7 separate regions of the Mus musculus genome follow, and regions 2, 3, 4, 5, 6 and 7 are each linked to region 1. A link is a loop called in an ENCODE intact Hi-C map of the cell type or tissue named here. Cell type or tissue: left cerebral cortex. All regions are shown on one strand. Region 1 holds the start of Ash2l (ASH2 like histone lysine methyltransferase complex subunit). Region 2 overlaps Kcnu1 (potassium channel, subfamily U, member 1). Region 3 holds the start of Thap1 (THAP domain containing, apoptosis associated protein 1). Region 4 holds the start of Hook3 (hook microtubule tethering protein 3). Region 5 holds the start of Pomk (protein-O-mannose kinase). Region 6 holds the start of Hgsnat (heparan-alpha-glucosaminide N-acetyltransferase). Region 7 overlaps Hgsnat (heparan-alpha-glucosaminide N-acetyltransferase).

Region 1 (4,000 bases):
CAGGGCTTTGCACGCAGCAGGCAAGTACACCACGACTCAACACCACACCTTCAAATGTTACTGACAACAGGTCTTGCCCACTGTAAATACCAAGCCCAGAACACACAGAATACATTATCGCAAACTTAATTACATAATCTCTTCTAATTGCACAGACTCCTTCCCAATCAGCCTGTAAGGTCAAAAGCAAGGACGATGCCCACACTCATACCTAATAGCACTCTCACCTCAATACTTCAGAACATGCCAAAGGAATGCAAGCAACTCCTCAGTCAGCATCTGGTCACTGGATAGGGTTAGAGTGAGCACAAAATACTACCTACTGACTTTTTTTCGGTATATTTAAAAATACTTCTCAATTGTCTTGAGATTGAAATATGATTACAGGGCTGGTGAGATGGCTCAGCAGTTAAGAGCACTGACTGCTCTTCCAAAGGTCCTGAGTTCAAATCCCAACCACATGGTGGCTCACAACCACTCCTAACAAAAATCTGACACCCTCTTCTGGTGTGTCTGAAGACAGCTACAGTGTACACATATAATAAATCTTTGGGCTGTTGTGAGCAGAGTTGGAGCAAGCAGGGCTAGAGCGGGCAGAGGTCCTGAGTTCAATTTCCAGAAACCACATGATGGCTCACAACCATTTGTATAGCTACAGTGTACTCATATACATAAAATAAATAAATTAATTAAAAAAAAAGAAATATGATTACATAATTTCCCCTTCCACCCCAGAACTGGGGTTCCTTGAGCTGCCATGTGAATACTGGGAATCAAGCCCAAACCCCTGAAAGGGTAACTAGTGATCTAAAATGCTAAGCCATCTCTCCAGGATCATGCTGTCTAGAAGGCCATGAAATGTACTCACGACGTGTCTATTCCAAAGGTGTCAGCGGTGAACCATTTTGTACATATCCCACACTGCAACTCCACTTCTCCCAACTGCCGCCCATTCTCCTCATCCACAGAGCCCGCCTGGGTATCCATCACTTCTGAAGTGTCTCCGGTACCTTCCTGGAGCCACAGGGCAATAAGAGAATCAAATGGCCTGACTACTTTTTAAAAAAAAAAAAATAGATTAAACATTTTAAAACCAAATCTAGTTCGCCTTCCAAAGGCCTCAGAGGAAATACTTACCAAAGTATCTTTTCCATTAGAAGATTCTGTCTCCAGACCACTTACATCAACCAAGTTTGCATCCCTATAATGAAAAGACAAACATCAAAATGGCCTTTCCTAAACAGAAAAACACAATGGTCCAAATACGGAGGGTATATCTTTTTCATGTCCTGAACGGGATGCCCACGAGAGAACAATCCTGAGTATTAGGAGGGAGGTTGTCAAGCAAGACAAATGTGTTCGCGGCCCAGGGATTCCTAGTGCACTGGGCTAACGACGGGAGGCTGCCGTCCTCAGTGCTTTCAGGACCAAGCATTGCAAGAGGGATCAGCGAGGTCTTCCGGGGCGCTAGAGGGGGAAACGCTCTTGGCTCACACTGGTGCTGATGGGAGCCGAGGAGCCGAGGAGCGGCTTGGAGTCCACAAGCAAGCAGCCAGCGGGGTTGCGGAGGGTACCGGGTGGGCGGGCGGGCCGAGCCGTTGGCTGCGGGACCTGGATCCGGAGGGCGACACCGGGCGGCGCGAGCCGCGGGCTTCCACGAGGGGCGGGCCCTCGCGCGTCCCCGGGGCTGCGAGTGGATTGCCTTACCCACTTTCGGCCTCTCCGGAGCTGGGCTCCGCTCCCGGGGCGGCTGACGGCCCCTCGCCAGCCCCCGCGGCCACCGGCTCTGTCTCTCGGTCCTCCGCCGTTGTGGCACTTGCAGCGGCTCCGGGACCAGGGCCGGCGCTGACTCCCGGACCAGGACCCGCTCCAGCCGCCGCCATCGCTGCTCCTTCCCAAGCTCTCGCGAGAATATATCTATGCGGCGAGTTGCCGCCACGCACGGCGCTCTTAAAGTGGGAAAGACCTTTTGTTGGGGGGCCCGCCACTTACTTGGGAAGGACGCACTTTGAGTCCGCCGCTTTAAGGCCAGAAAAAAAAAAAAAAAGAAAGGAAGAAAGAAAAAGGCAGGGCGCAACTCGGATTGCCCAGGTTTGAAGGGAGCCACTTAGGAGGTCTGTCCTTTGCTTTCCTCTTGGGACTTGAATTATTCAAAACGCCTGCTCATAGTCGTGGCTAAGAGTGGAAATCACGGCACATATGAGGATGTGAGAGACTCCCCTTTACACTGTGCGGAGCAGGCGATCATACTAAAACCCTAAAACGTAGGAAACTTCCAAACAACAACAAAGGAGCACTCTGGCTCACACCTGCCGGGAGCGTCTGTAACTGCGTAGCTGGCCGCCAGAAGCCCCGTTTCCAGGCGGCTTTTGGAGAGACTAGAGGTCTGATTCCAGAGAGCCCGAGGTAGTTGTGGGTGGAAAAGACGTTAGGAAAAGAAACATCTGGCCAGAGGAGGCTAGAAGTGCTGTGCGCTCGAGGAACACGAATTGCTAGTTCACGGAGGGAAGTAGAGCTCCAGGCGAGAGTGCTAGCAGAGGACAGAATTCAGCAAGGTTTGGGCCTTAGCGAGAAGGGCAGAAACGAGTAAGAAAGGGATGTCTGCTGGTAGCTAAACCCCTGGACTGAGTGCAAGCATATGGGTGGGCTCTAAACCCTAGCAAAATAGAAACTGCCGCCTCACCCCCATCCTCCGCGTGTGTGTGCGCTTTACGGATGTGTGCGCATGTATGTGGCATAGTGCACTGGACAGGTGAGAGGACAATATGGTGAGAAGAGCTTTCTTTCCCTCCACTATGTGAGTTCTAGGAATCTAGCTCAGGCTTGGCAAGCAAGTGCCGCCTTTGCCCACTGGGCCATCTCACGGACCATAAATTTGCTGTTTTAAAACAAACACACTTAGGGATTAGAGATCATTGATACTTTGCAGTTGTTAGGAGAAAGTGCCGCCATGACCAAAAATATCTTAAGCAAGGGGAGGGGGGATCTTGGTTGAGGGGGGTTCAAAGAGATAAGAATCCATGATGGTGGGGAGATAAGGCAGCAAGGATCTGAAATGGTGACTATCAGACAAGGCTGAGAGCTCGAATTCTCTATCAGAATCACCAAGCAGACAGGGAGAACTTCAAGGAAGCGGCTTCACTTTTTTCGTGTAAGCTTGCCCCCAGTGACTTACCTCCACCAGCAAACGTTCACCTCCCAAGCCTCCCTAGACATCATAACAACTGTTGTGTGAATGGGGACCGATCCTCCCCCCCCCATGCCCCACCTTACCCTCTCAAATGCATGACTTTTTAGAGATTTCCCCCTTCCATGTTAATATGTCTATTAGGATTGCCATAGTTAGATCTCATTTGGGCAGCCATATTGTTGTGACGTCATGGGTCGTTCCTGATAGCCATCACTTCATGGCACAGGTCCCAGTCCCCTGGCTTTTACAGTCTCTCTGTTCCCCTCTCCCTCAATGTTTTCTGAGCCTTAGGTATGATGTTGGAGATATACCCACTGGGACTGGGTACCCCACAGTTAACCAATCTCTGCGTTTTGACTAGTTGGAAACCCCTGAATAACATATTTGAAAACTGAATACAGCTATTTATAAAGCAAGATCATCTAGGGGCTGGGGAGATGGCTCAGTGGTTAAGAGCACTGACTGCTCTTCCAGAGGCCCTGAGTTCACTTCCCAGCAATCACATGGTGGCTCATAACCATCTGTAATGGGATCGGATGCCCTCTTCTGCTGTGTCTGATGACAGCTACAGTGTGTTCATATAAATAAAATAAATAAATCTTAAAAAAAGAATATCTACCATGAGCAAGTTGACTTTATTCAAGAGATGCCAGGATGGTTCAATATATTAAGTCAATAAATAAGTGGATTTAAAGACTGAAACCACATGGCCATCTCAAGTGATCGCAGAAAAATCTTTGCCAAAATCCAGCATGCCTTCATGATAAATCTCAGAGAGAATGAGTGAGTGAGAGTGAGAGAGAGAAAAGG
Region 2 (4,000 bases), 71 kb after region 1:
TTAGAGAGGCAGCAGACACGTGCCACTTCCGGGGCTGTTTGTACGGTCTGGGGGCTCTTCCCTTGGTCCTGATTCCTTGTTCCTCCCGGAAGTGGTGGGGTGGGGAGGCGGTGAGCATTGCCGATCTCCTGGACCCCTTTTCTGATGCTATTCCCACTCTCCTCACCGGTGACGGCATTCAGCCTCCGCCACATTCAACCTTCTCCTTGCTGCTCCTGCATTTCCGCTTGGCTGGGAATGGTGGGGGCGGGGAGAGGGCGAACATGCTCAATCTCTCCACATCAGGGTCCTGTGGCCCTTTTCTGCTATACCGTCCATAGCCTGCTGGGTTCACTCTTCTCCCTGCCTGCTGGGTTCTGTCTCTGCTGCATCCAGTCACAGCTGTGCACGGCCCATGATCCTGGCCACGTGAGAGAGGGTGGGGTGGGGGATGAACGTCCATTTGCCTCTCCAGGTTCGGCGATCATGGCTCCGCTCACGTTCTCCATTCTGGCCACTGAATTCAGCGTTGATTATGGTCCCAGCAGTGCAGTCTCCCACAGGGAGACTCTCTCTACCTCAGACCTTGTGTCTCTCGTTTCTCTGGACCTAATTTGCTGTGTCCCACCAGTCCATATATGGGAGAGTTGGCGTATTTCGAGCAAGAGCATCCTCTAACCTAAGCCTTAAGTGGAAGCTTTGCAATTTATTAGCTATACATCAATATGCTCCCAGCTCCCTTAGGGTTAGAAGGAACCATGTGACTGGAGCAGGTCAATGAGCTATGGCTCCAACCTTAGCGTTATCACCCATGTTTCCTGAACATTCTCTTCACTCTCTCTGCTTAGACCAACGACAAACGACACAGTGGATGATACCGACATGCTGGACAGCAGTGGCATGTTTCACTGGTGCAGAGCAATGCCCTTGGACAAGGTGGTTCTGGTAGGTCACCACACCTCAGAGTCCCAGTGACAGAAGTCCTTTGGAGGGTGAAGAATGACCTGTGCATCATAAGGAGCACTCGGCTCTTTTGTAAACCATTAATTCAGAAGGAAAGATACATCAGCCACACACATCACCGACCACGAGGCATGACACAAAGACTGGGTAGCGGTATGCTGGGGTTAAAATGCATGTCGCTTTACCTATGAGGTCCTTCTTTGAGCGGTTTATCTGAAGTAATGACTTCTGACAATGCTTTCCTGAAACCTAGCAAATCTAAAGGTGCCAGATAAACATATTTACTACAGTGTACATGTTTACAACTTAACACATTCACTTAAAAAAAAAAAAAAGAGGAATCTGTTAAACGCTGCCTCCCCTCACCCCTGACCCTGAGCCTTGTAGATGTTGTAGTTCTGCGCTCAAGCAGATACCCTTCCCATCTACAACTACCTAATAATTATAACTATTTCCTTGATTTTCAAAAGCACTTAAGTACACATACCATTCCCCCTATACCCCATCTCGGTGGTTCAATGCCAGTATCCTGACAGGACATGTCCCAATATTTATAAAACCTGACCCCCCCTATTTGATCAGAATCATTACTCTCTCGGAGCTGTGATAGCAGCAGGAAGACTCCTCCAGCTGCCAAACCAGTATCTCAGCAGTTCCATCCGTGCTCAGTAAACATCCACGGAGCATGCTCAGTAAATATCCACGGAGCATGCTCAGTAAACATCCACGGAGCAGAAGCCAGACGTGTTTTCAACAGAGAGCAGGTTTTTAAGAAAAGCTGAGAGGTTGGATCCAGATGGGCACATTGATGAGAAGCAGGGAGCGGGGTGGGGGTGGGGGGTGGGAGAGAGGGCTTTTATTAGATCACACTCATTAAGCACACAAACAAATCTTTCTACCTCCCTTACAATGCTAGTTATAGAATGCATGGAGCTCAGAGCGAGTGTTTGCTGTTGCTTTTATTATTGCTTAGGGCTTTGAATTTTTCCTCCCAGGAATGGAATGCCCAGATGTTTAAAAACTGGACTTTGAACTTGGTTCTTCTTGTACAAAGGTAAAGGACTCATTTTAGGTTAATTTGAACAAAGGACTGTCTAACAAACAATCTCTCTTAACTGGGAGATAGAGTTTGCCATTGTCAGTTGGAGAAAGGGGCTTCCAGGGCTGTGTCTGTAGATGAAGTCTGCTGTGGATCGTATTTCTAGCTGTTCAGTTCTCCCCAGAAGAGCAACTGCTAGACTTCAGGCATGTTGCATGAGATTTCATTAGAGGCTTCATTACTCATGTGAAATTTAAATACATTTAACTCAGTCTCTACCAACATTCAGGGGTCCTCTTTTTAAAAAAATTTCTGAGCTTTGGGGAGGGGGTAGTAGGGCACACCTTTAACGCCAGCACTTAGGAGGCAAAGATGGGTGGGCCTCTGAGTTAGAGGCCAGCTTGATCTGCATAATGAGATCTAGGCCAGCCAAGGCTACCTGTGAGATGCTATCTCAAAACATACAAACACAGACACAGACATACACACACACACACATTAGAGCAATGGCTCAGCAGTGAAGAACACGACTACTTCAGAGGACCCAAGTACCTATCTGATGTCTCAGATCTGTCCATAACTCCAGTTCCAGGAGATCTAATACCCCCTTCTGACCTGTGGGCATAATACACACATGTAGGCAATATACACAAAACATAAAGTAATGAAATATCTTTATAAAATATTTTAAATTAGCACACAAATAAACAACCTAGGAGCTTAATAAAAATTGAGCTTGATTAATATCCATTGAACAGTGCTCTACTTTCAACTTTGCACATTTAAAGACATTGAAGGCCACAAAAGTTAGAGCAGTTGGCTCAGCTAAGACAGGCAGAATACAAAGTCAAGACTCTTTGCTACATTGTCACCTAGTCCTCTGTCACTTCCCACTGCCACAAGAGATGCCTGTTCTCTGAGAGAAATCACTCTTTGTCTTCAGTAACTTTGTAGTTTTTAGTGTCTCTAAGAATCTGGGGGAAATCCTAATCTAAACGTGTCTTTTACATGTCATTTTGTTTCCAATTTAGAGATATAGAGAATTTGCCTATTGATAATAGCATGAAATACATTAAATATTTGGGATTAAATGAAGTTTTAAAATATGATTTCTTTAAGCGTGTGTGTGTGTGTGCACATGCATCTACCACATGTGTGTGGGTACTCATGGAGGCTAAAAGAGGGCATCAGGTACCCTGGATCTGGAGTTACAGGCAGTTGTGAGGCGCCCAAGGTGGGTGCTGGGAACTGAACATCAGAAGAGCATCGAGTGGTTTAACTTCATGATGGATTTCCTTGACTTGGTAAAGAATTTGTCAAGTCAGTTCAGTATATTAGATGTAATCATATGAATTTACTGAGGGTCAACCATTCTTGATACATGAAAAGGAAATTTCACTATGAGAACCCATTGAACACCGCAACATGATGTACAGTTTAATATAACTTCCCAGGTTCTCTTGAACAGATAGGTTTAGCAATGGGACTTGGAGGTCTCTGATTTTTTTATTTAATCATATACTATTATATATATATATATATATCTTACCTTAACCTGATTCTGGCATGTGTATCCTTAGAAACGAAGTGAGAAGGCAAAACACGAGTTTCAGAACCACATTGTAGTATGCGTGTTTGGAGATGCCCAATGTACCCTGGTGGGGCTTCGGAATTTCGTGATGCCCCTGAGAGCCAGCAACTACACCCGGCAGGAGCTGAAGGACATTGTTTTTATTGGGTCTCTGGAGTACTTCCAGAGAGAATGGCGATTTCTCCGAAACTTTCCCAAGATACACATTATGCCTGTAAGTATCACATGAGGATAAGAGTACTAGTATTACTAACAATAGTAATAACATTTATAGTTTACAGTTATACGGCACCTGCTATGTGACAGAGCAGCTAAATTGTTTACCTGTTGGGAACTAACTGGGTGTGTGTGTAGGGGAAAGTGGGGGAAGGGAGGAGCCCACATCCGGTCAGAGTTCCTCCTATGCTCTGGGCAAGCGAACGTGAGAG
Region 3 (4,000 bases), 320 kb after region 1:
TCCATTCCATCCTCTGATTAACATTCAAATGTTTGTTTCTTGCATGGGATACCTACCCTTAGTTACCCTTATTCAGGTACCTTAGTATAATTTATACTTTAAAAAAAAAAAAGTCTCCAGCCCTTAATTTACACTTTTATTCTACTTTCCCCTTTATAGAATAAGCTCTATGAAGATACACTAATATGCCTCACTAACAGTTCTGTAAATAACATGCTAGCCCATATGGGGGCATAATATAGGAAAATGAACTAATGAACGAGATAAATGATCACTTACCGCCCACGTTACACCTCACATCCCTACTCCCATCTCAACACAGCAGAATTTATTTTTTCGATAGGTTTTGACTTTGTATACCTTGGTTGGCTAGAACTCACTATGACCAGGTAGTCCTCAGACTCAGCACAATTCTTGCCCTTCCTTTGTGAAGGCTGAGATTACAAGAGTGTGCTACCAAGCCTGAACTTGAAGTGTATTTAAACCTGCATCACCCTTCTGCTTCAAAGCTGACTGTGGAGACAGGTTGTTGCTCAGCACAAGAACCTCAGCATGGTAAACCAGCAGCTTACATCAGCCTGCAGAACCCCTTAGGCTCTTATCCTCTAACCTCTCCTCTTACTTGTCCCCCAAGCCACTGCACTCAGCAACTCCAACACACTTCTGCTTCTCCTTGAACAGGCTGGATCCCCAGGCCTCGGGAGGTGGGCTTCCCGTGCCTCATGGCACCAGGTACAGAAGATGTCCTCACAGCTAATTTGAAATCTTTCAGTAGTTGCTTCCTCTAGTAGGCCAGTCCTAGCCTCATCTTTAATAACTGCAACCTCCTCCAGCATTTTTCGAATTTCTGTGTGACTCTCCTTCTTCTCACTACAGAACACTAGCTTAGTAAAATAACTAGTAAGGCAGACTACTATACCACCCATCTTCACTATATAGCCCCTCAGAAGTACAGAACAGGTTTTCAATAAATAACAAGCCATATGATGTGTTCAGAGTTTAAGGTAACTACATAAATTATTTTTGGGGTACCATCTGTTAACCATATCATGATTTTTTTTTTCTTTGCAGTGGACTAAAGTAGAGAACCTAGTATCAATACCCTATAAAATGTTAATAAACCACTCTTCTGGTGTTCCTAATATATAGCTACTTCTCTGAAACGAATTTAGGTACAGTTTCTAGGTCCATTTAATTCAATGTCTCCTAATTTGTGACAACCAGAGCTGCTGAGGCTACCAGGTTCAGTAAGATGCTGCCAGCCTCCCCAGCACCCCAGTCAGATGAGACAGAGATGTTACAGCACACAATTACAGACATAAGTACACAACTTCACCAAAACAAAAAGGTATAAGGCAAACCTGACAGAAAAAAACACACAAGATACATCTTAAGGAAAGATGAAGCAGTCAGGGGACGGGCATCCCAGGCCAAGCAAAGCTGCCTATCTGAGCAGTTACAGGAGTGTAAGGACAAGCAGGGGAAGATGGTACAAACACAGGAGTACCTGCTGCTTATGCTGCCATCATCAGCAATTTGGACTTTATTCACTACAGAGGTATCCTGGGATGTCTAAGCTTTATAAACAAGGGGCTGGCAGTGTTTTTATGAGGGACAGAGAGAAAGCTGAAGACTAGGACTGACAAAAAGTTGAGACTGTGAGTACTTGAATTCAAGGATGGTGGTGAGAGAATAACCTCTCTATTCTATGAGGTTAACCTAAGTCTCGAGGAAGGGGTCCTAGGAGCAGCTGATAAGAGCACTTAGCATCAAGACTAATGATCCGAGTTAGGTCCCAGAGCCCACAAGGTGGAAGGAGAGAACCCACTCCCACAAACTGTCCTCTGACCCACAACATGTGTGCCTGGTGCCCAGCTGCCTGGAGTTATAGATGGTTGTGAACTGCCTTGTGGGTGCTGGGAATCGAACCCGGGTCACCTGCAAGAGCAACAAGTGTTCTTTTCTGCTGAATTAAAGCCTAGTTTTTTTGTTTTATCTCAGTGACACCAGGATTTCAGATTTAAGTAGTTGGCGAATGTATTAAACCATATACCTGATAACTCTGAAGGCAAGTCCATGTGTGCTCAAGTAAAACGAGCTAGGAAAAGATGGTATGTGGGTTCAATAGTCAAAGTTCTAGAGATGGTAGCCACTAAATAGATCCTTAAGAGAAGCAATATTTAAGGGTACAGAAAATAGTTTATAAGGGAGAGAATGCGCCACACACTCCAAACTACAGAGGGTCAAGCCTGTAACACTTGTCTTCAGCTTGAAAAATCGCTGCGCCTACACAAAGGTAACAACGTTCAGAAGTGCACTGTAGGGATGGAAAGATGGCTCTGCAGTTGAGAGCACTGACTGCTCTTACATAGGTCCTGAGTTCAATTCCCAGCAACCACATGGTGGCTCACAACCATCTGCAGTGAGATCTGATGCCCTCTTCTGGTGTGTCTGAAGACAGCGACAGTGTACTCACATACATTTAAAAAAAAAAAAAAAGGTCTTCCTTCCCAGCTTAGAGGAAATGAAATGCGCGTTTGTCCTCGTTGTCTAGTTAGACGGTCACCTGGATTCTGAACGTGGACCACAGGTTTGTACAATCCACGCATCTGCTGGTTCCCCCCCCTTTAAAAAAAAACTGCGTATGGCCAGGGACGAGCTCTTCCACGTTCTCCTGCAGGCTTTCGGACCCAACAGGCCGTTCTTTATCAAGCTGCAGCAGAAAACGCCGGACAAATTAACGACAGTCACCACTACGAGAACGACTGCAGTCAGGATCCCAAACAAACGCGCTCTCTTCCGGCCAAGGCGCAGAGGGCCCACCCACTTCCGCACTGCTGACCACGCCCCACAGGCGCGCCTCGCCCCAGCCAATGGTCAGCTTCCCTGGGAACGTTACCTTCAGCCAATCAGAGACGGCGAGCCGAGTCCTCGCGAGAGGTGAGGCTGAAGCTGCCTCCGCCATCTTGAAGATGGGAGACGGGCGACAGCTGTGGTCCTTCTGCTAAAGCAAACCCCACAACGGACAGGGTAGTCACTCCCCCACCCCAACCCCCACCCCACGGCGAGGTGATCGTCCCCGTAACTGCTGACCGACGCCACCGAGAGCGGCGAGCGTTATCAAGGCCGAGCGCGGCGACCCCGACGGCCCCCTTCGCCTGCCTCCCGGGCCGAAGGGAAGTGTGGAGGGCCAGAAGGATGGTGCAGTCCTGCTCCGCCTACGGCTGCAAGAACCGCTACGACAAGGACAAGCCCGTCTCCTTCCACAAGTAGGTAACTGGCGTGCTCCGCGGCCGCGGCGACAGGGGCGCGCGGGCGGGTGGGGGCGGAGCCCGGCGCGTGGCCGCGCGAGACCTGGAGGAGGCGGGGCGGGCGCTCGGGCGCTCAGGGCGGCGGACGGGCCGGGCCGGCGGGGGCGGGGACCCACGGGGGCGCGTCCCCGTGGCTGCGCGCCCCCGCTGCGCATCCCGGGCGCGCGGCGTCTCCGTTGGTCTTGGCCTCCGCTGGGGGCTGAGACCGCGCGCCTTCGCGCTCGCGGAGGGTTTCCGGCGGGCGGGCAAGCGAGCGAGCGACGCCCAGAAGCCTCTCGCAGCCCTGCGTACCTCTTCGTCCCAAGCCGCGGCGTGGCCGTGGCACATAGGGAGGAAGTCGAGCTGGGAACGCACAGGGGGAGGAGGACAGGTTTCGGACCTCACTGTGGATGCCGGGAAGGAAGCAGGGCAGCTGACCGGGATGCCAGGGAGGACTCTTAAGTCCTAGCGTCAAAGAACCAACCTTTAGCATCCATGGGCTTTAGAGGAGGCTCTTGGTATTGTCGAGATGAACCCCTGTCTTTCAACACACAGGAAGAACGAGACGATAGCACACACTTGACTCTGTTGCCGTGGTGAAGGTTAATGTGAGCGAATACCAGCTTTACCCCCACAGCCGTCAGGGCTCGTTCTTGTAGTGGGTGCAGCAATCAAGAAGCCAGGGTGAAAAATACTCTGGAGAGATGGCT
Region 4 (4,000 bases), 280 kb after region 1:
GAGTTCGTTGCTTGGAAAACATGGAGAGGGCATCAATTCCAAAAAGCTGACCACTGACCTTCATATGCATATGCTGCCAACTGTGCCCATGTGCACACATCAGTTACACAAGGGGGAATTTTTTTAAAAGGGGACTGACAGATGTAATGCCATAGGTTTTTGTGTTTTGTTTTGTTTACCCTATCAGGTAGGAATACATCTTGCTTCAGGGGGAAGGAAGAGGGGATAAGGTTTAATGTTTAAGCATATTCTGTTGGGCTAGCTTGTTATATACTGACAGGGCACGAAACATTTCCCATCCTTTCAAAAGTCTTCCTGGTTTAAAGAATAATTTGAAACTTGGCTGAGGTGTAGCTCTGTCGTGTCACCTATCGCCGTTCTCTATCTGAAGCATAGCAGTGAAGTCTAGCTTCAGGCTTGAAGTTGGAACTTACAGAGCATGTTAACTATGCACTATTTCCAGTGATCTGAAATTACAAGAATGATCTAACACAAAACCAAACCATAAAGGTCTCCATTGTATAAAGGCTGCTTCAAAGGGCACAATCAGATTAATGACATACCCAGTTTATAAAAAAACAAAAACAAAAACAAAACTTCAAGCTGGGTGTAGTGATGCAGGCAGACTGCTACAAATTCAAGATCATAGTTTGAGGTCAAAATGGGCCACATAGCAAGATCCTATCTCAAATGCACACACATCTGTAGATTCTACTTTTCTTACATTTATTACAACCGACCTAAGTTAACAGTTCTCAAACTTCTCGGCAGTGTTCCTGCACAAAACAGTGATGGTTACCTTCCAGAGATCTGAACCTCTAACCTAAGGCACTGTTCAGTAGAATTTTTTGCTATTTGCATTTTACCTTTAAAGTGACTAAGACCAGGAGATGAACAGCTTAGTGGTAGAGCCTTCCCTTAAAATGCAGGAGGCCCAAATACTACCATCTCCCCCAATAAGCAAACAAAATTAACATGTATCACAATAGCCACTGTAAATGTATCTGGGTTCTTCTAAAAAGGACAGCTAACATTTCTAGCAGTAAGTAAAATGAATGTTCCTGGTTTATCCCATGGCTCTGCATATATGCCTGGACCTACCTCCAACCAGCATATGAAAACCAGAAACAAACACGGTTAACTGTCCAGCTAATGAAAAGGGCCGTTTAAGCCATGACTATTGACAAAATCCTGCATGTTTACTTGAAAATTCGATAACCTTAACCCTCATCAATTCCAAATTAGAATCTCATGGTGCTTTAAAAATGTGTTTCAGTTCCATTACGAAATCCCTCAATTTTTCCAGTTCAACATTTTTATCGTTGGTTCCTTTTATAGGTACCATCACATCGTTTATAACAGTCAAAATGCATCTCGCGTTTTAAATGTTTTGCCTCTGAGTGATTCTTCATGTTTTGTCTATCCACCCTGCCAATGTACTATTTTCCAATGGGCAGGGCTTCATCCATCCCTCAAGGGGCTACACTCCATCCTGGCTGAACGCTACAACAAAGGCGAGCAGCATCGCTTAACTAGGGGGTCCCGACTGCCTCTACCGGGCGCCCAGGCAGAACCAACGCTTTGGATCACTGGGAGCTTGGGAGCGAAACGCCAGCGCCTCATCAAGGCAAACAGTCCTAATTACAGTGTCGCCTGCACCCCATCATTAGCCCCCACCGGGCAGGTTTCCTCTCGGACAGCAGCCAACATCTCAGGCCGGACAAGTTCCTCCTGGACCCTGGGCCCAGCCTGCCTGAGCCCGGCCTCTCCCTGCTGACCCTGACCCGGCCGCGGGTGTAGACGCGGCCGCACCGGCTACTCAGCTCCGCCCGTCCCAAGCCCCGGATGTGACGGCAGGTCGCCCCGGGGCGTTCGCCCCCCGGGACGAGCACCGGTGTCCGCGAAAAGGTGGCGGAGCTTTCCCACCGGCCCGCTGCCCACCACGTACCCAAGTGAGCAGGCTCTCGCACAGCTCCACCCGCTCCACAGACTCCACGTTAAACATCTTCCTGGGGTGGCCGCAGCGTCTCCCTTCAACCAACCAGAAGCCGCGGCCGCTCGGCTCGGGGTTTGAGTCCGAAGGGGTCAGGCAGCAGACCGGGCGTCTGGCGGACCTTCTCTTCCGTCCGTCCGCTCCCGGGGCGCGGACGCTGGCAATCGCTCCGCACTGTCACCAGCCCCTCCTTCCCTCGCTCGGGGCCGCGCACTCCCTTGCGCGCACCCGGCGCCGCCAGCCCACGCCCTCTTGCGCGAGCGCCGCGCCCCGCCGCGCCGCGTAGCGCGAGTCCCGAGGTCCGAGGGCCACTGCGCACGCTCGCGCTCGCTCAGCCCCGCCCCTAGAGGCGCGCTCCCAGAGCCAGTCCAAGGCCCGCGGGCGCGCGCCCCGGCCGGGCCCTGCGGTGGCGGCCGGTCTGTGTGTCTCTCCAGTCCGCTCACCCTCGCCGGGGCTCCGCACTGCGCGTGCGCTGACGCCGGCGCTCTGGCTTAAGAAGCCGCCTGTAGTTTGCACGGGAGGAGTAGCTAGGTAGTCCCCGGAAATGAGCTCTATGCCGACCCGCCGACTGGCCCGGTAGTTCCTCGGCCGCGACGAGGTACGCGCCCCCCTCTCCGGCCGCGGGCGTGTGCCAGGCCACGCCCCCGCACGGGCGGGCCGGGGACCCGCGGACTGCGGGACTCGGCGCGGTGGCGGTGGGGGGAGCTGCGGGACCGCGCGAGGGTAGGCTCCGCGCCCACCGCTTCCCTCCGGAAGCCGGAGCGCAGCCTTCCCTGAGTCGCCGGAGCCTGCCCAGAGTCTCCCTCCGGGCGAAGGTGGAACGGCTGACGTGGGCGCGTCTCGGAGGCTGGGGGCCGGTTTGGCCCGGCTGTGGGGAGCCCGGCGTTCCTCCTTGGAGCCCCCTTCTCCCACAAAAAACTTTACCCAAAGTGACAGAGGGTGGACGCCAGTTCCCCAGTGCGTAAGGACCCTTGCTGTTCCTAAGGCCTGCTTCTTGTGCTAGGAGTTGGCTTCATTGAGGTGCATCCTTGCCCGACTTTCGATTTTTTTTTTTTAATACAAGCCTTGTAGAAGGTTTCATATACGTTTTTAAGTCGCATGCAGAACAGTGCGTAGCAGTACATGTTTGAGGAATATTAATAAAATGAATTGCCACATTCCCAAGAGTTCTTCCATCCATACCATCTCTAATCTGATTTTTGTGATAGGCACTTACTTTATTTTAAAAGCTTTCCCTTTTAGCTTTTTAACCAGATGACTATGCATGTAGTATAATTTTCCTTTGTTTGATTTTGAACTTTTATGAATGGATATGTATTGTGGCTTTGGCTTTTAAATAATATTAAATTATCTGCAAAAATCCCATGATTGTCTAATATCCTATTGTGTGACTACAGCCTTGTACCCGTTCTACTATTGATGTGCACTTTGTTCCAGCTTAGGGCGTCTAAGAATAATGCTATAATAAACAGTCGACCTTAATGCAAAGATATTGGCGTTTCCAAGACAACAAGATACAAGATATATGCTTTGGAGTCCTAGGAGAATCTTGGATTCAAAGGTATGCATAACCACCAGATCATGCAGTCTTTGATTAGCAGTGCCTGGGAAGAAGTTATCTTCCCAGGGCACACCTTCACTTTTTTTTTTTTTTTCTTCAGTTCCTGGGGACTTCTTTCCCATTTGAAGTTGGTTTTCTCGCTGAGCTTTTAGGATTTCAAAAAAACATTGAGTTTTTGTTTTGTTTTGCTTGCGTGGTTGGCTGTGTGTGTGTGTGTGTGTGTGTGTGTGTGTGTGTGTGTAGCCCTGGCAATTCTGGAACCTGCTCTGCAGACCCGGCTGGCCTCAAACTCAGAGATCTGCCTGCCTCTGCCTCCTGATTGCTGGGATCAAAGGCTTACCACCGCTGGCAGCATTAAATTTTTTAAAATGATCCTTTTATCGACTACTGCTTGATGATCACATGTAATCGATCGTTTCATAGATTCGAAAAATCTTGGGCTGAGG
Region 5 (4,000 bases), 150 kb after region 1:
CTGTAATGAGATCTGACTCCCTCTTCTGGTGTGTCTGAAACAGCTACAGTGTACTTACAATCTTAAAAAAAAAAAAAAAATTCTCACCCACTACTCATACTCCAGTACCATATATGCATGTTCAGTCCCCTATGGTCTGGGTGAGCATCCTCCAAAGGCCCATTCATTAAAGACTTGGTCTCCAGCTGTTGGCACTACCAGACAGCAGCAGAACCTCGAGGAGGCAGAGTCTGCTACAAGGAAGCTTCTGTCAGTAACACGTGACCTAGAAGGAGACACTGGGCCCTCAGCCTGTGTCTCTGTGCTTCCAGGATGCCAGGAAGTAAGATGACCTCTCCCATCATGGTCTTCCCCTCTTCAATTTTCTCTTCCACCGCTCTCTCCCGCCACGACGAGCATAATGACCACAGGCCATAAGCAAAGAATCCCACGGCTGAGCCCAAGAAAATCCTTCCCCTTTAAAAGCTGACCATAGCAAGAAAGGCCAGCAACACTGACAAAATGCTGCAGGAACCCAGAATTCATATTTTTCAATCTACTTATTTTATACACAGGAGTGTTCGCTTGCATGCACACTGTACAATATGTGCTATGTGTGCCTGGTGCCGAGGGAGGTCAGAATACAGTGCTGGATTCCCTGAAACGGAAATTATGGACAGTGGGGAGCTATTAGGGAATTGAACCCAGGTCCTCTGCAACGAGTGCTGTTAGCCACTAGCCATCTCTCCAGCCTTAGAATCCATACTATCAGATCTATGCGGAACCCTCTTTGCTTGGCAATCGATTAACACACCTGTTTCTTGTGGACCGCCCAGGCAGCCCAGAGCTTAAAGAAGTGAGTATGTGTGGTCGGCAGAGCGGGAACTTCCGGCACTGTTTAAACACCAAGGCTATTTGATAACGGTGAAAAAGGACCAGCTGCTGTATGTCGACTGCTTAGGTTAGTCAAGGGAAATAAGTCAACTAAATGAATTGCCAATATGCAGAATATTTTACACAATTCGAGAAGGAGCTGGTGTCACCCAATTCAGACTAAATTTCATTTCCCGATAACTATTTAAACAGTCTGGATGTTATTTAGTTTGGACAGGCGAAGGTGGGGGCGGGGGGCATCAAATTTACTAAAGGTCTAAAACTGGTTTTTAACAAAGAGGGGGAGAGAAAGCGAGAGCATGGCGGACAGCCTCCGCTCACATGGTTCAATAGCAGCTCCCGGTGCATGGTACTGGGATACCATGGATACCGGGAGAGGGGTTGCGTGGTGAGCATCCAAAGGGAATGCATGGTGCACCCGGAGGAGGGGTGCGCGGTAAGCACGGGAGGAGCCAGCACCAGTACCCGGTTTAGTTTTCATGATCCCCATGAGAGGATCCACTTTGGGATTGGGTCCGGGGGCTCAGGAGGGTCAGGCTTGGAAAGGCCCCACAGAACCCTGTCCCGCTTCACTACGCCCCGGAGCCTACCTGGCGACCACCAAATCCGGCTCGCATTCCAGGACGCCTGCGCGGCCGGAAGCGGTCGGAGACGAGCGTGAGGCTGCCTCCTGGTGGCCGCCTCTTGCCTTACAGTGGACGCCCGCGCCAGCGTAGGCGCGGTCATCCATACCCTGGTCCTCATTTCCTCTAGCCAAACTGGTGAAGGCCAGGCTGCAACAGCAAGGTTGAGCCTGGGACTGGGGACCTCAGAGGGGCTGCTTCCTGATCTACAGCTCTACACTCTCTGCAAAGCGGTGGCTGCCAAAGAGTGATCCTCAGAAAAGCAACACGAGCAAATCGCAGAGTGAGGCTCAGTGCACTGATAATGCCTCTGGCTTTGAAAACTATGTGACTTTGGAGCTTTGGCCTGAGACGCCAAGCTGCGCGTCACAGATTTCAGGGCCAAACCTCAAGTCATGCGAAGGCTGGAAGGTCTCAGCGTGCTACACTAGTATTAGTACTGGAAGTGAAATGGGAGGGGTAAGGTTGGGAAATGGAAAATCAGACATATCATCTACTTCTAAACTGATTTATTTTCCAGATTTGAAATCAAAACATACAGTGTGTGGGTAAAAACAAAAACCATCTATGTTTATTATCCAAACTCTAAGCATGCTAAAGAACCCAGAATCTTGATCTAGGAAGCACTAGAGGAACCGACAAAACTCCCTTCAAAGAATCCCTGTAAGCAACTTTTGCTTCTCAGACTGACAAATGCGTTTGTGTGTGGTGTGCCAGAGAACTCAAAGGCCAGGAGTGATAGATAGACTTGCTGGTAATTGTGGTCCCCCAGATACCAATGCTATATGAACTAAACTCAGGTTCTGTGGGGCCATCTCTCCAGCACCAGGGCTATTTATAGTAGAAAATATACCTGGATGTATAACAGCAAGTATTTCAGAAATAAATTATAGGCATTATATAAAAAACACCATTAAGAACACTGTTTAATGAATAGTTTCAGTTTGTGAAGCTTTAAAACTTCTGGTGATGATGGAGGTAATGGTTGTAAAATAATGTGAATATATTGGATGCCACTGAAATAAACACTTAAAAATGACTCAGATACGGGCTGGAGAGACCCCCTCAGTAGGTAAGAGCATTGGTTGCTCTTCCAGAGAACCTGGGTTCCTGGCATCCACTTGGCAGCTCACAACCACCTGTAACTGAGTTCTAGAGGATTAGACCTCCTCCGCTTCTGCCCTCTGAGGGCACTGCACACACGTGGTGCTCAGACATATAAGCACGCAGAACACCCAGCCACATAAAATAAATTCCAAAGCAACCTGTTACAAAAGGACTAAAATCAGGAGGTGTGTTATATAGAGTTTGCTATAATAAGTGATGATGCTGCAGGGGGCCACAGAGATGGCCAGCAGGTCAGCGTGCTTGCCACCAAGCCTGACCATCTAAGTTCAGTTTCCTAGGACCCCTCCTAGGGGAGGGGAGAAGGATTCTCACCATGTCATCCTTAGATCTCCAAATGCACACGCATGGACACACACACACCAAATAAACGTGACATTAGGTGATGCTGTGATGATGCATCCTGACATGAAGAGCTATTCATGGCACATGGATGTAGTGCTTTTGATGCTAAGCATCCCGCATAGGTCCACGTGGTCCTCTGCGGGGCAGGCTGCTTTGGAAGTGGAGCCCTGTTAGAGGATGCGATTCCTTAACAGGCCTTACTTCCTGTTCACGCTCTGTTTCCTGGGTCTGAGTGCCAATCTCCCATGGGGCAGCCATCAAATCACTCACTGTCTGCTGCTGTATCCGTCTTGAAATGATAGCCTGTGTGCCCTTGGCATAATGAAACAAAGTAACAAGTTGCTTTTGTCAGAGAATTTGATTACAAGGTGAAAGTTAACTAAGACAATGGCTAAGGGTGGGAAACAATCCCATGCTTTAAAAATGTTTTTAATGTTGTGGCACCTGGATCGACTCCAGGAGCCCATGCTATCCTCACACCCCGGAAGCCAATAAAACAGTGATTTCAACAAAAGATGGGGAGGGGACTTCCGAGAAAGATGGGAAACTTCCATAAAGCACAGCTTCAAAATCCAAGCAAAATTAAGGGTAGAGCTATTTGTGTGGTCAAGGAAGACTGGCATTTGGAGCAGCATGGATCTGGTCAGGGGATGTCTGCTCTGTTCTCCCCTGACCTAAATTCAGTACGGCTAAAACCTGGAAGTCCTCTAGTTAACCACGGAGCAGCAAAGAAGACTCCTAAGTCAGGAAGTAGAGGAAACCCTCATTTCTGTGTTGTTCTATCCCTGTTCTCACTTCTGCCTTTTCCTTATTTATTCCCAGCCACCTGCACCACAGTAGCATATGTGACTGCCAACCAAAAACTGCAGGACCAGAACACAGTAAAGCCTTCCTTTCTACCCAGTGGAAATGGACTCTGAGGAAGCCCAAACCAGCTCGCCCTGCCTCCCTCCCCAGGCCCAACCTGCTTCATTGCTATAGCACGATTGTGGACGTAGGCAGATTCTTGTCTGTGTGTGTTTTTAAAATTATTA
Region 6 (4,000 bases), 140 kb after region 1:
TGACAAGACTGAAGGGCACTAAGACTCCCTGCTCCAGCATTCAATCAAGAGGTACTTGCTTGATGACATCATTAAGTTGGCACTCACTTAGGACTGGGGTGTCTCCTCTCACCACATAGACTCCAGGGACTCAACTCAAGCAGAGTTAGGCTTGACAACACATTTACATTACACACAAACACACACACACACACACACACACACACACACACACACACACAGCATTTAAAAATGAACTTCTGGGGCTGGAGAGCTGGCTCAGCAGTTAAGAGCACCAACTGCTCTTCCAGAGGTCCTGAGTTCACATCCCAGCAACCACATGGTGGCTCCCAACCATCTGTAATGGGATCTGATGCCCTCTTCTGATGTGTCTGATGACAGTGTACTCCTATACACAAAATAAATAAATAAAACTTAAAAAAAAGATGTCTTTAAAAAAAAGAATGAACATCTGTGAGCAAAGATTTTTTTTCCCCAAAAATAGCTTTTCAAAAATGTTAATACCATCTCAAAAGTACTGTGAAATTCCAGTCCTTTTCGGTGGGGCTGGAGTATGACATCTGCAGAGATCATAGACTCGTAGCTGGTAAGGATGACTGTCTTACTGTGTGCCACATCCTAACAGTCTTATACGATAGATTAGTCTTTTTTTCCCCCTCCTGTGGGGACTTCTCTGCACTGCAGTGATTGGCCTTGAATTGTTGGGTTCAAGATATCCTCCTGCCTCAGTCTCCCAAGTAGCTGGTGCTCCAGGCAGGCACCACTGTGTGACCTAGAGAGACCAACCAACTTGCTTTAGGTCCGACCTGCTGGGAGGTAGGTAGGAGTGGAGTTCAGTCAGGGGCAGTAGTTAACTCCTAGGTTACCACACTCCAGAAAGGACGCAAGCGTATCTGCTCTGTCCCTCCGGCCTCCACCAGCCCTTGGATTTCTCCCTCATCTTTCAGCTGGATAAAGAGAAAACAGCAATTTGAACATGTCCTCCCAAAGCTCACCACAGCCATTTACATATCCTGTGAGTTTTGGAATATTCGTTTAACGGCTTTCCTAAACCTAGGTATTCTTAGGGGTTTTGTTTGCTTGTTTATTTGTTTGATCTGTCATAATTTTCTTTTTCATTCCTCCTGTTAATTTTTTAAAATGTGTTTGGGTGCCTGGCCTGCATGTATGTATGTATGTATGTATGTATGTATGCATACCACATGAGTGCCTGGTACCCAAAGAAGCCAGAAGATGGCATCAGAACCCCTAGAACTTGAGTCATATGTGGTTGTGCCCTGACATGGGTAGGTGGTATCAAAGGGCAGCCAATTCTCTTAAGCTGGAGTCATCTATCCAGGCTACCTACCGTTCATTCTTGACAGTCTTCCTTTTCCAGTGAGAGTAACTCCCTGTGCAACTACTCTTCACCCTATACAACAGCATCCTTTCCTGGACAGAATGGCTGGATTTCTACTTCTTAGTCTTTAGTAGTATGTTTTACGCTTAGATTTGCCATGTGGGTTTTAGGCTCAGAAAGAGCTTGACATTGTTACTATATAATTTGGGAGCATGTAGAGTCCCTCAGGCCTAGCTGAACGTCAGAATTGCCCCCCCAGGAAGCTTCAAATAAGAGCAGCAGTGAAAAGTTCAAACACCCTGGCCAGACCCCAAACTCAGCAGGATTTTCTTTTAACTCTCTCCTCCCAAGGACGGGTTGTAATTGCAAATTGTAACTCACACCGTTCTTCGTGCTTTTTGCATTGTTTCAATGTCTTTTTTAAAGTTTGGAAGCTGAAGGGGTGTTCAACACAGGCACCACATTCCAATTTCTATACAGAAAAGGGGATGAGATGGATAGGAAAAAGGCAGGTGACATACCTTGCCAGGTGACAGGCCCTATCCCAAACAATGCATAAAGGTAAGGGGTGGGGGTTTGGGGTAGAAGTGGGTGTTCACTTGCCTCAGTCCTCGACCCAAACTATCCTCTCGATAGGAGTTTGTGAAATGGAGTTGCGGGACCCTATGAACCTTCAGACCTGAGTCAAGAGAAGTCCCAGAATTCCTATTTTTTCACCCTTCCCCCTGGTGAATTCGGAGACGGACAGAGCACCCAGCCCCAAGGTCCTTCAACTGAACCTGGGAAGCCAGACCCGGGTCGCGGCTCCTGCGACGCCGGCACTGCGGTCCACCCCAGCGTGGACCGGGCGCGACGCTCAAGTCCTGCGCCCCGCGGGCCGTGGGGAGGTCCGGGGCAGGCCCACGCACGGTCCCCGCTACCCCTAGCCGTGGGGGCCGCTCGCTCACCTGGCTCCGCCCGGCGGCCGGGGGCCAGCAGCGTGGCGCTCAGCACCGACCCGGCCAGCAGCAGCGCTGCCAGCGCCGGGCCCGCGCCCATGCCTCCCACAGCCTCTCTCCGGGAGTTGCGCTCTGTCCCCGCAGCCGAGCTGCGCTCTTCTGCCCGGCGCCTGCGCGAGCTCGACCCGCCCGTCATCGCCCGCTCCCGTGGCGTCACCGCTCCTGTCCCGCAGGGGATGGCGGGGAGAGGGCGGGGCCGCTCCCTCCTAGGCACGCCCCGCGGAAGCTTCCTAAGCCCCGCCCAGCTGGGAAAGCATGCGTCCAGCTAGTGTCCACCATAGGAGGGCAGCCAGGCTGTTTTCTACCCTCTGCACAGTGTTTCTGTCCCATCGGGAGAAAACCGCAAAAGAGTGGTCTTTGCTTTCCCAGTCATCCACTCCCTCACCATTCCCTGAACGTTCTAAATTCTTGCATCTTAGCCTTTCAACGTACAGATACGTGTTACTCACCTTCTAGGAGAGTCCTTAGTAAAAATGACTACAGAGCTTCCCCCTTACACGCACAAACTCTGGGCGTTCACTACCTAGAGTGAATGATACACCCCTTAAAAGGTCTCCTGTTTCTGGCCTTGCACAGGTTGCTGCCAGTCTGTGGAAGTTTAAGGTGTCCAGGGATGAGGACCTTATAAACCACACTGCTGTCTGTATTCCGGGAGAAACCATCACACGCGAAAGAGGGCAGGCATGATGTTTGTAATAAAATTGTAGTTGCAAAATCGTGTGGGCAATCTGAATGGCCGTCAACGAGACAGCATCGCGCCATGCAGCAGTGGAAATGAACAACAGATCTTCCCATTTCCACCTGTGAGAGGCTTCCATAGGATGATGAAGGGGAAACTGGTTGCACTTAGCTTTGTAATGAGTTTATTTACTTTTTTTGATGGACTCATTTACAAATTCAACTATGCAAAGAAACATACCAGCAACCTCATTTAAAGAATCACATTCTTTTGTTACTAAACACAACAGTGGTCAAAATTATAACGTATAGAATGGATCCCAAGATTTAATGGAAAAAAGAAAAAACAAAACAAAACACCCTGTGCTGAAAAGTTTCAGGTTCCAATGTCACTGAATCCAGTTCTGAACATGTTTCTTAATATTTCTTTGTAATGGATCCCCAGACTGGAGCACAACTGCCTTAGTGAAAGACCCATTCATGTTCTATAATCAGCATATAAAATGTAGCACCCACCAAAACTAAAACAAAGGCCTAAATCCATCAAAACCCATAGTTCTGGGAAAGTCTCTAAAGATAATAACCTTGGTTTTGGCTTTTGGCTAACTGTTCTTTTTAACTAGAGTATTGCAACACAGGGTATAGTGTTGTGCTAAAGAGTTCACCAGCTAATAAGGACTTCCTATTGGCTTAAACCCATATCCAAGTAGTCTTCTCTGGTGGACTCCCCCACAATATGTTAGAAATATGTTCTGGGTCACAAAGAAAGAGACCATCACTGCACCCGAAGTGTCTGGACAAGGCAAACTACTTTCCTCTCGATCAAGGGTGTGCTCTGTGTGTCACACTTAAACACAGCGAGATAGAAATGAATCTGGTTTTTATTATAGCTCAGGGAGTGGCTAGAGCCCGACTTCACAATCTTATCCATTTAGCTAGTCTGAAAAAGACTGGCCCACAGGAAATGAAGGAGGAAGAGGAAAGG
Region 7 (4,000 bases), 110 kb after region 1:
CCTTGCCTGTCCTATAGACCAGGCTTCCCCTGCCTCCCAAGTGCTGGGATTAAAGGTGTGCGCCACCATGCCCGGCTCCCTTACACATTTTCTCCAGCAATCATCATTCAAGTGTTTGATATCGAACACTATGCTATTTATTTATGTAATATAGTTTTCTAAGAAACTAAGCCTGAGAATTTAGATATAAAGATGTTGTCCTCCTTGGGACTAGGAGCGTAGCTTAGTGGTAGAGTGTGTTACTTGGCACACACCAGGCTCTGGGGTCCAGGCTCAGGAAATAGAAATCATTTTTAAAGATGTTATTCTGTGAACCCTGTTATTCAAGACAACTGTTCCCCGTCATGCCGAGCCAGCGACTGCTCAACACTTCATTTCTTCTTAAACAAGCGTTGGCTTTAAGAATAGCAATCGGGGGTGGGGGTGGGGCTGGCGAGATGGCTCAGTGGTTAAGAGCACAGACTGCTCTTTCGAAGGTCCCAAGTTCAAATCCCAGCAACCACATGGTGGCTCACAATCATCCGTAATGAAATCTAATGCCCTCTTCTGGAGTATCTGGGGACAGTTACAGTATACTTACATATAATAAATAAATAAATCTTTAAAAAAAAAAAACCCAGCACTTGGGAGGCAGAGGCAGGCAGATTTCTGAGTTCGAGGCCAGCCTGGTCTACAAAGTGAGTTCCAGGACAGCCAGGGCTATACAGAGAAACTCTGTCTCGAAAAACCAAAAACCAAAAAAAAAAAAAAAAAAAGAATAGCAATCAGAGTAAAGAAGGCTGGCTACTTACAAGGATACAGCACCAGGCGGCAAATCGGGTCAGGATGGCTTTCGTCTGATCCTTGTAATACACCAGTATTTTTCCTGCCTGGGGAAGAAAACAATATGACCAAGAGAGTCACCTAAGGTGAATTCTTGTTTCTATCTTCATCGAGTTAACCATCTAGCACACAGAGTTATTTGCTAAGTACACGTTCTAGACTCTGGGGATATAAGGAGGAATGCAAATTGACCCCTGTGCCCTGGTGGAGACAGAGCATTAGAGCAGGCAGGATGTTCCGGGTGAAGGAGAAAGCACACACAGAAACTTGTTAAAGCACAAGAGTGCCACAGTAGGATGAGAAATGAAATAATGGGGCTGGTAGGGGGCTCAGCAGGTCTCACTCAGATCAGGGGCTTTCTCCCAGAGGTTTTGGGGAGTCCAGGAAAGTTACCCCTTATCCTAGTCACAACCTTTTTTTCTTTCTTTTTTTTTTTTAAGATTTATTTATTATATCTAAGTACACTGTAGCTGTTGTCAGATACACTAGAAGAGGGCATCAGATCTCATTATGGATGGTTGTGAGCCACCATGTGGTTGCTGGGATTTGAACTCAGGACCTTCAGAAGAGCAGACAGGGTTCTTAACCGCTGAGCCATCTCACCAGCCCCCAGATACAACCTAAAGTCACCTGAGAAAAGGGAACCTCAATCTCGACAAACTGCTTAGATCACACTGGTCTGTCAGCATGTCTGCCGGGGACTGTTTTGATTGCTAATTGATATAGGAGGGCAGGGCCCACTGTGAGCAGCGCTATCCCTGGGTCAGTGCTCCTGGATGTATAGAAGAGCTGCCTGAGCACACGTGAGCCAGCAAGTAAGGCAGCAGGCAGCGGACAGCAGGCAGCTGGCAGCCCTCCTTCCTGCAGGGCTTTTGCTTTAAGTTCCTGCTTTCCTGCAGACCCTCACTCCCCTCAATGAAGGGCTGAGACCTGCCAGTGAAACCACCCTCTCCTCCCCTCAATCACTTTCCCACAGAGTGTTTTATCACAGCAACAGGATGGAAACTAAAAGTAACACCCATTTAGGTGACAAGAAACTAGGTCAGACTAGCTTGGCTACAAAGTATCTGGTCTGGCGGCACTACCCAAGATGCATAGGAGCAAAACGGAACTGGGTGCCGGGGAAACTAAAACCTCAGACAGGGCGCTGCACAAAACTCTCTGAACTAGAGTCAAGCTTTGAAAGTATCAAAGGATACAGTGTTAATCATTTATAACAGTAGCTGAAATGTACCAGTGCTGCCTATGTGCTAGTTTTGGGGGTTTTGTATAAATTAACATATTCCATCCTTATAACACCCCTGGAATTAGACACAGCAAGTGTCACCCAGCCTGCACATGAGAGCTAGACACAAATCCACACAGTGTAGCTGTGAGCCTGTACCTAAACTTTTCCACGCTAACCCAACTGCTCTAGCAGGCTGAGGTTTGCCTAGCGTGTGTGTAGAGAGAAGGTGTGTATATAAAAACAGAATCTAAGCACCACAGGGATAGAGGCAGGGTGTCAACCCATTAGTGGAAAATTATTTAATCCCCTAACTGTACACAGTGTAGCTGTGAACCTGTACCTAAACTTTTCCACGCTAACCCAACTGCTCTAGCAGGCTGGGGTTTGCCTAGCATACAATTTAATAGGACCACCACTAGCTATGTGTGGCCATTTAAATTTTAACTGGAGTAAAATTAAAAACTGAGGCTCTTGGTCTTACTCCAGCCACATCCTGTACTCCACAGACTCCTTGCAATGGCTGCCTGCATGGTCAGGATACCCTCTCCATCACAGAATGGTCTCTGGCCTGCTGTAGAAGCCTTTCTACTCTCCAATTTGTTCCCTCAAAGAATAAACTCAAACGCCAGAGAGGACAACTTTGCGTAGAGAAATCTAGCCTGCTCTGAATCATACAGAAGTGCACGAGGGACACCAAGAGTGACCAGATTTGATTTGGGGCATAAGACACGCATGCTTTAGATCCATTTACATAGCTGGCTGTGACTGGAAGTCTGTGTCTTTCCTAAGTTCACACAAGGAAAACTCAGAAGGTGTTGGGACGGGAAGGAGGTCTGGTCCTTCTGGGGCCAGTGTGGATCTCTGCACGTATGAATACACTTTATGATCTTACAAAGGGATGCGACAGCAAGTTCAGCATTCACATCCTTGTAAGCGCCACCCCGTGTGGCACAGTGCTCATCCCTCCACAGGCTGCATGCTGGGAAGCAGAGATGGACCCCTGTCTGAAAAGGAACCTGTCAGCACTTTGAGCTGGGGCCTGAGAAGCAACTTCTGCTGTTTATGAGTTAGTCCATCTCTGCTGTTTTGTTGTCTGGTGGCCTCTTCATGTTAGCAATGTTGAAACATTCTGAAAACTCCACATGGACACTTTCATAGCGTCTGTTTTCATTTGTCTTGTTCTGTGACCCATCTGGTCTCAAACTCTGAGTCGTCCTGCCTCAGCCTTCCAAGTGCAGGAATTAGAAATGTGGCCATTGTCAGGCATGGTGGCAAGCACCTGTGTCAAGGCCTAGGTAAGTGTTACCTGTTTGAGCCTTCCACTTTGTATTGTTACTATGTTGCTTCTGCTGTTACCAGGAAACTTCTTCTTTTCTTTCCTTTCCTTTCCTTTTTTTTTTTTTTTTTTTTTTGGTTTTTCAAGACAGGGTTTCTCTGTGTAGCCCTGGCTGTCCTGGAACTCATTCTGTAGACCAGGCTGGCCTCGAACTCAAAAATCCTCTTGCCTCTGCCTCCCAAGTGCTGGGATTAAAGGCGTGACCAGCACTGCTAGGCTACCAGGAAACTTTTTCATGCTTAAGTTGACTACATATTCTGTCCTGTGCCGTGCCCTTGGAAACTAATCACCAGAGAAGTCGGTAGACTCATCTACAACAAGCTTGGGCCAGAACCAGCATGAGCCAACCACCCAGCAACACTCCCTGCTCCTAAGTATAATCTTGTATTGTATTTGCCTTTATTGGCTGCCCCTGGGATGGACCCAACATCAGAGAGACACCTGCATCAACAGAAGAAGCTGTCTGGAATGAGACGTCCATTTTGTGGTTTTAGTTCTTAAGACCTCCCTGGGAACTGACACACTACTTGGCAGAAAGTGACACGTACATGGGTAACTGAAGACACGAATGTTAGACAAGTTCCATCCTGGTAGGCAAATTAGAACATGAATAC

The links. A loop is a pair of places that touch in the nucleus more often than their neighbours do. Peaks named below come from ENCODE experiments on the same cell type or tissue, not always from the same donor. Only the 100,000 strongest peaks of a DNase experiment are listed, where the experiment ranks them.
Region 2: a loop joins it to region 1, with 2.3 times the contacts of the local background. A loop is called at or near these places in 2 of 42 quality-filtered maps.
Region 3: a loop joins it to region 1, with 2.9 times the contacts of the local background. A loop is called at or near these places in 10 of 42 quality-filtered maps.
Region 4: it touches region 1 in a loop (2.3-fold over the local background); 2 of 42 quality-filtered maps call a loop at or near these places.
Region 5: a loop joins it to region 1, with 2.5 times the contacts of the local background. A loop is called at or near these places in 13 of 42 quality-filtered maps.
Region 6: a loop joins it to region 1, with 7 times the contacts of the local background. A loop is called at or near these places in 15 of 42 quality-filtered maps.
Region 7: it touches region 1 in a loop (2.6-fold over the local background); 5 of 42 quality-filtered maps call a loop at or near these places.

The regions. Positions count from the first base shown.
Region 1 is chr8:25,838,875-25,842,874 of GRCm38, forward strand. It overlaps Ash2l (ASH2 like histone lysine methyltransferase complex subunit), which reads right to left and starts at 1,913. Exons shown (of 16, transcript NM_011791.3): 1 at 1,708-1,913; 2 at 1,138-1,201; 3 at 869-1,014. The coding sequence starts at 1,883. In left cerebral cortex, CTCF peaks have their summits at 431 and 1,648; DNase peaks (open chromatin) are centred at 1,948 and 2,448; H3K4me3 peaks cover 2,401 bases; H3K27ac peaks cover 1,588 bases.
Region 2 is chr8:25,910,023-25,914,022 of GRCm38, forward strand. Kcnu1 (potassium channel, subfamily U, member 1) reads left to right here. Exons shown (of 27, transcript NM_008432.3): 20 at 828-924; 21 at 3,562-3,786. Among named protein-coding and RNA genes, the nearest start is that of Kcnu1, 62 kb to the left of the region's middle. In left cerebral cortex, no CTCF peak of the experiment used is centred here; a DNase peak (open chromatin) is centred at 1,643; H3K4me3 peaks cover 822 bases; H3K27ac peaks cover 824 bases.
Region 3 is chr8:26,155,253-26,159,252 of GRCm38, forward strand. It overlaps Thap1 (THAP domain containing, apoptosis associated protein 1), which reads left to right and starts at 2,917. Exons shown (of 3, transcript NM_199042.2): 1 at 2,917-3,269. The coding sequence starts at 3,199. In left cerebral cortex, a CTCF peak has its summit at 2,447 (motif pointing left); DNase peaks (open chromatin) are centred at 2,888, 3,390 and 3,888; H3K4me3 peaks cover 1,920 bases; H3K27ac peaks cover 1,446 bases.
Region 4 is chr8:26,117,010-26,121,009 of GRCm38, forward strand. It overlaps Hook3 (hook microtubule tethering protein 3), which reads right to left and starts at 2,215. Exons shown (of 22, transcript NM_207659.3): 1 at 1,949-2,215. The coding sequence starts at 2,005. It overlaps Rnf170 (ring finger protein 170), which reads left to right and starts at 2,359. Exons shown (of 8, transcript NM_029965.4): 1 at 2,359-2,591; 2 at 3,431-3,554. In left cerebral cortex, no CTCF peak of the experiment used is centred here; DNase peaks (open chromatin) are centred at 1,680 and 2,406; H3K4me3 peaks cover 3,591 bases; H3K27ac peaks cover 2,065 bases.
Region 5 is chr8:25,992,624-25,996,623 of GRCm38, forward strand. Pomk (protein-O-mannose kinase) reads right to left here and starts at 1,498. Exons shown (of 5, transcript NM_029037.4): 1 at 1,464-1,498. Gm31402 (a long non-coding RNA gene) reads left to right here and starts at 671. Exons shown (of 2, transcript XR_378826.3): 1 at 671-940; 2 at 3,789-4,000. In left cerebral cortex, a CTCF peak has its summit at 1,538 (motif pointing left); DNase peaks (open chromatin) are centred at 880 and 1,505; H3K4me3 peaks cover 1,360 bases; H3K27ac peaks cover 971 bases.
Region 6 is chr8:25,974,239-25,978,238 of GRCm38, forward strand. It overlaps Hgsnat (heparan-alpha-glucosaminide N-acetyltransferase), which reads right to left and starts at 2,506. Exons shown (of 18, transcript NM_029884.1): 1 at 2,287-2,506. The coding sequence starts at 2,473. In left cerebral cortex, a CTCF peak has its summit at 2,491; DNase peaks (open chromatin) are centred at 2,493 and 3,010; H3K4me3 peaks cover 1,527 bases; H3K27ac peaks cover 520 bases.
Region 7 is chr8:25,947,143-25,951,142 of GRCm38, forward strand. Hgsnat (heparan-alpha-glucosaminide N-acetyltransferase) reads right to left here. Exons shown (of 18, transcript NM_029884.1): 15 at 792-869. Among named protein-coding and RNA genes, the nearest start is that of Hgsnat, 28 kb to the right of the region's middle. In left cerebral cortex, no CTCF peak of the experiment used is centred here; no DNase peak of the experiment used is centred here.